Regions from separate parts of the Homo sapiens genome. Here all the other regions are linked to region 3. Evidence: chromatin loops called from intact Hi-C (ENCODE). Cell type or tissue: Calu3. All regions are shown on one strand. Region 1 has its middle 11 kb from the start of ALKBH8. Region 2 overlaps ALKBH8 (alkB homolog 8, tRNA methyltransferase). Region 3 has its middle 22 kb from the start of SLN.

Region 1 (2,500 bases), 110 kb after region 3:
CCCAGCCTAGACCACTGGCACTAGCCATTGTATCAACAACTTTGGTTCCCAGTCAGATTTGCTTTTTTTTCTGTTCTGTGACTTGTGGCTTAAATCCTAGTTCATCTTTCAATTGTTATTAAGGTGGTTCGGTGTCTCTGTTAATTCTTGTTGATTTTTTTTTTTTATATCAACTGCGCTGACTTTTGAGAGATTCTTTGTTACTAAGGCTTAGTAACATCTACTTAAAACTCCTAACCTTTGACTTTGGTACTTGGACTCCTCTTTTGGATGCTGAATGGGAGGAGCCTGGCATCACTTCAGGGAAGTGGCACCTTCTAAAGGCCTCCTTATCAGCCAGAAGCCTTTGGTGATTCAGGAGCTTTTGAGACCGTATAACTGCCCAGTGGGTTCACCTTTCCCTCTGCCTAGGCGGAGCCGATTTATCAAGACAGGGGAATTGCAATGGAGAAAGAGTAATTCACCAGAGCCGGCTGTGCCGGAGACCAGAGTTTTATTACTACTCAAATCAGTCTCCCTGAGCATTCAGGGATCAGAGTTTTTAAAGATAATTTGGTGGGTAAGGGCTTGGGAAGAGGGGAGTGCTGATTGGTCAGGGTGGAGATGGAATCATAGGGGGTTGAAGTGAGTTTTTCTTGCTGTCTTCTGCTCCTGTGTGTGATGGCAGAACTGGTTGAGCCAGATTACCAGTCTGTGTGGTGTCAGCTGATCCGTCAAGTGCAGGGTCTGCAAAATATCTCAAGCACTGATCTTAGGTTTTATAATAGTGATGTTATCCCCAGGAGCAATTTGGGAAGGTTCAGACTCTTGGAACCAGAGATTGTATGACCCCTAAACTGTAATTTTCAATCTTGTAGCTAAGTTAGTCCAGCAAAGGCAGACTGGTCCCCAGGCAAGAAGGGGGTCTTTTTGGGAAAGGGCTGTTATCAATTTTGTTTCAGAGTCAAACCATGAACTGAATTCCTTCTCAAAGTTAGTTTGACCTGTGCCCAGGAATGAACAAGGACAGCTTAAAGGTTAGAAGCAAGACAGAGACAGTTAGATCTGATTTCTTTCACTGTCATCATTTCCTCAGTTATAATTTTGCAAAAGTGGTTTCAATAGTGTTGGTATTTGCCCCAGGATACTTTGTTTCTAGACGTTCTTGCTTCCACTGCTGCCACCTCCTGGTCAAAGGTGCCTGATACACTGAAAAGAATTTGTATTTTCTTTGGGTCCTAGATTTTTGTCTTTAACAATTTGTCCCTAATTTTTTGTTTCCTGAATTCTTTGCCAAGGCTTGTCTAACCACCTCACCTCACCTCACCCCAATTTCCTTGGGTTTGATTAAAACCAATTAATGTGAAGTCACTGCTAACCACCTCACCTCATCTCATAATATTTATTTATATTCATTGGCCTGAAAGACCATTTAAAACTACGGAGGTATGTGTAATATGAGGGATAACATAAGAAATAAGTCAGAAACTCACAAGCCCCAAATAATAATGATAGGTATGAAAAACATTTGCTAATATGAGATCATGGTCCACCTGTATTACCAGGTCAAACATTCAACTTCACTAAACTTTTTGTTTCAAGTAATTTTTTCAAAGCTTTTCTGAATAAGATATGTTTCTTAGTCTATTCCTGCTATTATAACAAAATGCCTTATAAATTACCTAGTCTAGGCAACAGAAATGTATTTGAAACAGTTCTGGAGACTGGGAAGTTAAAGCTCAGGGCAGAAGCAGATTCAGCATCTGGTAAAGATCTGTTCCTCATAGATGGCACCTTCTTGCTACATCTTTGCATGGCAGAATGACAGAAGGAGCAAACGCACTTCTTTCTCTTCTTTTTAAGGGTACTAGTCCCATTCATGAGGGTGGACCTCTCATGACTTAATGGCTTCCAAAAGACCCACGTCCTTTTTTTTTTTTTTTTTTTTTTTGAGACAAAGTCTCTCTCTTATCCCCCAGGCTGGAGTGTGATGGCGCAATCTCAGCTCACTGCAACCTCTGCCTCCCGGGTTCAAGCGATTCTCCTGCCTCAGCCTCCCGAGTAGCTGGGACTACAGGCGCCTGCCACCACGCCCGGCTAATTTTTGTATTTTTAGTAGAGACAGGGTTTCACCATGTTGGCAAGGCTGGTCTCAAACTCCTGATCTCAGGTGATTGGCCCGCCTCAGCCTCCCAAAGTGCTGGGATTACAGGAGTGAGCCACCACACCCAGCCAGACCCACCTCTTAATACTATTGCACTGGGGACTAAATTTAAGCTTATGAATTTTGTGGGGGAGCGGAGGACTCCAACATTCAGCCCATAGCAACGTGTTGTTTCGTGAAGAGGGTCATAATCAACGCTAATTAATTGTTAATTCCTCATCCTGATTATGTCAACAGGCCTCCTAGAGATATTGAAAAGTAAATTCTAGGTCTGGTTAACTTTCCATTGACCACGTGGTCCCCTAAGCCATATTTTAAATAGGTGAGAAAATAATGATACTCAATCTTATTTCTGAC
Region 2 (2,500 bases), 140 kb after region 3:
GGTGAGGCCTCCCTTCCTGGCTTGTCATCAGCCACCTTCTCTCAATGTCCTCACATGTCCTTTTCTCTGTGTGTGCATGTGCATGGAGAGAGAGCGAGCTTCCACGTGTAAGATTAGGGCCCCACACTTATGACGTCTTTAATTTAAGGGTTTTATTAACGGCAGGAGTTATGGAGTTTTGTTTTCTTTTCTACATTTATTATAATGAAAACTGATGGCTTTAGATTTGTAGCTGTGGATTTGTGAATACTACACCTCTGAATTAGAGAGACATGCTGACCTTGTCTCTAGCACAGCGAGACAACTGAAGCTGAAGCAGAGGCCGTTCCTGTAGAGCACAGAGGCCGGGGCCACTCTTAAAGACGCAGAGGCCTGTAGGATGAAATGTGAAGGAGCATGTGTTAGCTCCTGCAAACCAGCTGGCTCTGAAAATGAGAGGGAAGGGCTGAGCCAAGTAAGCTTGACCCCAGATTAACTAGTCAGCCAGGGCATTTCTTCTTTGCCTTTCTTACCTAGCTGTCTTTCCATTGGCTTGTAAGCTCTTTGAGGACAGGGACCCTCCTACTGGCTTTGTATACCCTCACCGTGTAGCAACATTTCTTTTACTTAAGAGGTGCTGAGTTAATGTAAATTGATAGATCAGTGGAGAAGTCCATATCGTAATTATTGATACGCCTAGTCTTTATACCTGGTTATTGCTTTTGTTCTGCAAGTACTTGGGAATCCAGTGTTTGAAGGTAAAAATGACTTTTGTATTTGTCTTTCACATTTTCCTCTTGGGCTGGAATTGAGTTAAGTGTCCTAGTTAATCAGTGACTCCTGAGCCTTGATTTTAGATCAAACCCCAATGGCACTTTAACTTGAAGTTAAGATATTTTTAGTTTATTTTAGTATGTTTTAGTCACATTCACCCTAAATGTTTCCTTTTAACCAAAATTATAGTACCTTCCTGATTACCAAGCAATGTTTTCACCTTAATAGCATAAGGCTACATTTATAGCCATCTTAAATCTACTAAAGGAAAAAATGAAGTGACGTGTTGTCCTGTTTTCCATCTCAGGAATTCCCGCTCATATTGATACACATTCCGCTTTTGAGGATGAGATCGTTTCTCTCAGTTTGGGGTCAGAGGTAAATGGTCATTTTTATTAGCTATCATCATATATCTTACCTTGTACAATGCCCTTTTCAAAGATTATCCACATTCTTAATGAAAATGAATTAAGATTTAAAAATGAAAAATAAGGGCACCATTAGCACTTTGGTTTCTTTTAAATGTCCTCTTCTTTTAAATATCCAAAATTTTATCTGTCACCTCATCAGATGCCAGGAAAACAACTTGAAATTTAATTTTTTACACGAAACTTTTAGCAGTTAAATAAGATCTAGACTTTCCTTGGTACAATGTGGCCCATTTCTGACCTACTGGTGCAGCATTGCCATCTAGTGGCAAAAGATAGTAGCTTCATGCCATAGAAAAAGGAAACAAATTAAAATGTGTGTTCTGAATTTTGATGAACTTTTTCCGTATGTTACCTGATTCAATCCCTTCAAAAACTCTGAGAAGTAGAGGGTAATATCTTCATTTTTACAGATGAAGAATAAGAGGTTCATGTTTATTCATTGATTTGTTTCTGTAGCTGCACTTTGCTTGAGCCACTAAAAGAAAATATTACATGTGAAGTGATCCACGCAACCTACAAGCAGATTTTTGGATAGAAATCAGAATTTTAGGCTGGGTGCGGTGGCTTATGCCTGTAATCCCAGCACTTTGGGAGGCTGAGGCGGGCAGATCACGAGGTCAGGAGATTAAGACCATCCTGGCTAACACGGTGAAACCCCGTCTCTACTAAAAATACAAAAAAATTAGCCGGGCATGGTGGCATGTGCCTGTAGTCCCAGCTACTCGGGAGGCTGAGGCAGGAGAATCACTTGAACCTGGGAGGCAGAGGTTGCAGTGAGCCGAGATTGCGCCACTGCACTCCAGCCCGGGTGACAGAGTGAGACTCTGACTCAAAAAAAAAAAAAGAAAGAAAATCAGAATTTTAAATCTGGAAGAGTCCTTAAAACATCAGGTCATCTAATCTAATTAGAGTCTGTATCAAATTCTGATCTTGTTCCTGGAGGCAAAAACTATTCATTTTTGTTTTCCCGTATTTGTATAGTTTCCATCATTAGATCTTCAGTGTTTTGGCCTCTTAACCCTTCCCGAGCTTGTGTAGTCATGTTGATACTGTCACTTGACAATTAGTGGTGTTTGATATGACACAACCATCTTATTAACTATGTATGTAGATTCTTAATACAGGTGCTTTAAAAAATAATGAGATCGGGGAGGAAAAAACACTCTTCTCTCTCTGGTTTCTTTTTTATTTTTACCCCCCATCCTTGCTTCTAGCTTTAGGGACCAGTAAAGGACATCTTCTCATTTTCCTCCCAACTGTGTAACCAACTGAGAAATGAGACAAAAGATAATTCGAGATCAGAGTGTTAACTTTAC
Region 3 (2,500 bases):
ATCCCACTTACATATCCCTTCTCACCACGGTGCACAACAGTGTCTGCTAATATATAAATTAGATGTGTTCTTTCCAGGCAAATATATTATTTTAAGTAATTTGTCACAAGATGAATTGCAATTTTTAAAATCTCTCCTGTTTAAATATTTTCTTTATAGTAACATGATTAAGTCATCATGGCATATGATCTGGCGTTTACTTTGTGAGTTGAGATATATTCGGACGTCGTCAGCTAGAATCTCAAGTGATGGATATGTCCCCCGTATGTAGTTGCTTCTTCTCTCTCTTCTCAACAGGATTCCAAACGTGGCAGGGAACAGAGTCAGATGATCTATCTTTTCATCTATTCCACCATCTCTTTATTTTATTATTACTTTATTTCTTCTGAAGGGTTTATTTGTGACCTAAATAAGAAACAGAATCTAAGCCAAAACATTTTGTTCCTTCAAATAACAAATAACATGCCTGTAATCGCAGTACTTTTGGAGGCCAAGGTGGGAGAATCACTTGAGGCCAGGAGTTTGAAGCCAGCCTGTCACACAGGCTGGAGTGCAGTGGTGCGATCTTGGCTCACTGCAACCTCCGCCTCCCCAGTTCAAGCGATTCTCCTGCTTCAGCCTCTTGAGCAGCTGAGACTACAGGTGAGTGCCACCATGTGCGGCTAATTTTTGTATTTTTTTTTAGTAGAGACGGGGTTTCACTATATTGGCCAGGCTGGTCTCGAACTCCTGACCTCGCGATCCACCCACCTCGGCCTCCCAAATTGCTGGCATTACAGGTGTAAGCCACCGCGCCTGGCCTCTAAAAATTTTTTTAAAAAATTAACTGGATGTGTGGTGGCATGCACCTGTAGTACCAGCGACTCAAAAATCTGAGGCAAGAGGATCACCTGAGCCCAGCAGTTCAAAGCTACAGTGAATTATGATTGGGTCACTGCACTCCAGCCTGGGCGACAGCAAGACCCTGAAAAAAGAAAAGAAAAGAAAAAAAGAAAAGAAAGAACACAAAGACAAGAAAAACCCCATAAATAACATAGGTGGTTTCAGCGATAAAATAAACTGACCCCAGGTGTAGAACTGGGGCAAGGTGTAGTACCCCTCAAGTTGAGAAACCTTTGCCCGGAATGAGCCTTTCTGGAAACTTTCCCGTGGGCTTCCTTAAAAGTTTCACTTTATACCCAACATATACACAGCAGAGGGCGCCCCAGTATAATCCAAGAGTCCCAGGGCCACTGAGCAGCTCTGCGATTATTGGGCCTTTGCTCAATTCTTACACTTCTGGTGATGTTTGCTCAACAAACATCTAATGAGTGTTTATTATGTGCCAGGCACATATTCTCTTTAGGCACTTCAGACACAAAGTTGAATTTGGCTCAGTTCCTGTTCTCAAGAAGCTTATATGCAGTCAGGCAGGGGAGATGAACATGTGTGTTAACTAAAAATATCAACAGCTAACATTTATTTTCCACTTACTATGTTTCTGGCACCATGCTAAAGGCTGTGCCTCTATAATCTCATCTACTCTCCATAAGAGCTTTCCAAGTTAGTTATTATTATTATGGCTGGCATCACGCTGTGAGAAGTGCTATAATCGAGGAATGAAAGTGTGTGCGAAGGAATAAGACTTCTACCTACAGGAGTTGGAGAAAGCAAGAAGTGGCATTGACTATTTACTCATTTACCTTTTCCTCAACTGTGAGCTGGTTGAGTGCACAGGCTGTTTTGCTCAGTTGTGAGACCTCAGTGCCTTGTCTCAATACATATCTGATGAATGAATGAATGAATGATGTTTCAGCTAGATATTGAATGACAAGTAGATTTTCACAAGATAGGAAAGAGAAAAGGGCCTCCTAGGCAGAGGATGCAGCATAATAAAGTCATTGAGACATTACTGTGAGATACTCAGGGAATACCAAGTAATTTGGTGTAAGAATCAGAGTACAAAGTGGGAAGTGGGAGGAGAAGCTGGAAGGTCGGTTGTTGTCTTATTTAGCTACTGCTGTGTGACAAGTCACCCTAAGTCAAGTGGAGTAAACAATAAGTATGTATTATTGTTTATACAAGCCCTCTGGGGGTTTCTGCCAGACTTGGCTGATTTCATCTGGGCTTGAAATCAGCCCAGATGATTTCAAGAGACCTGGGGGATAGGCTGGGGGCTGGCTTGCCTCGGATGGCCTCACCCACACATGTGGTGATTGGCTGGATGTTGGCTGAGACATGAGTCTCTGATCATTTAGTAGACTAGCGTGGGCTTGCTCACGTGGCAGTGGCAGGGTTCCACAAACGTGAGTGGACGTGGACAAGGCCTTTTTAGACCTAGGTTTGGAATTGGTACTCTGTCATTTCTACCACATTCTATTGACCAAAGAAAGTCACAAGAACAGCCTAAATTCAAAGATTGGGGAAATAGACTCCACCCCTTAATGGGAAGAGCTACAAAGTAAAATTACAAAGGGTGGGGATACAGGGAGGGGTCATGAACTAGAGACATGTTTGCACT

Evidence for each region. A loop is a pair of places that touch in the nucleus more often than their neighbours do. Peaks named below come from ENCODE experiments on the same cell type or tissue, not always from the same donor. Only the 100,000 strongest peaks of a DNase experiment are listed, where the experiment ranks them.
Region 1: it touches region 3 in a loop (7-fold over the local background); 95 of 110 quality-filtered maps call a loop at or near these places.
Region 2: a loop joins it to region 3, with 10 times the contacts of the local background. A loop is called at or near these places in 26 of 110 quality-filtered maps.

What each region holds. Positions count from the first base shown.
Region 1 is chr11:107,575,347-107,577,846 of GRCh38, reverse strand. No RefSeq gene overlaps it. Among named protein-coding and RNA genes, the nearest start is that of ALKBH8, 11 kb to the right of the region's middle. In Calu3, a CTCF peak has its summit at 1,166 (motif pointing left); a DNase peak (open chromatin) is centred at 1,166.
Region 2 is chr11:107,548,384-107,550,883 of GRCh38, reverse strand. ALKBH8 (alkB homolog 8, tRNA methyltransferase) reads left to right here. Exons shown (of 12, transcript NM_138775.3): 7 at 1,061-1,131. Among named protein-coding and RNA genes, the nearest start is that of ALKBH8, 16 kb to the left of the region's middle. In Calu3, no CTCF peak of the experiment used is centred here; no DNase peak of the experiment used is centred here.
Region 3 is chr11:107,688,494-107,690,993 of GRCh38, reverse strand. No RefSeq gene overlaps it. Among named protein-coding and RNA genes, the nearest start is that of SLN, 22 kb to the left of the region's middle. In Calu3, no CTCF peak of the experiment used is centred here; a DNase peak (open chromatin) is centred at 1,193.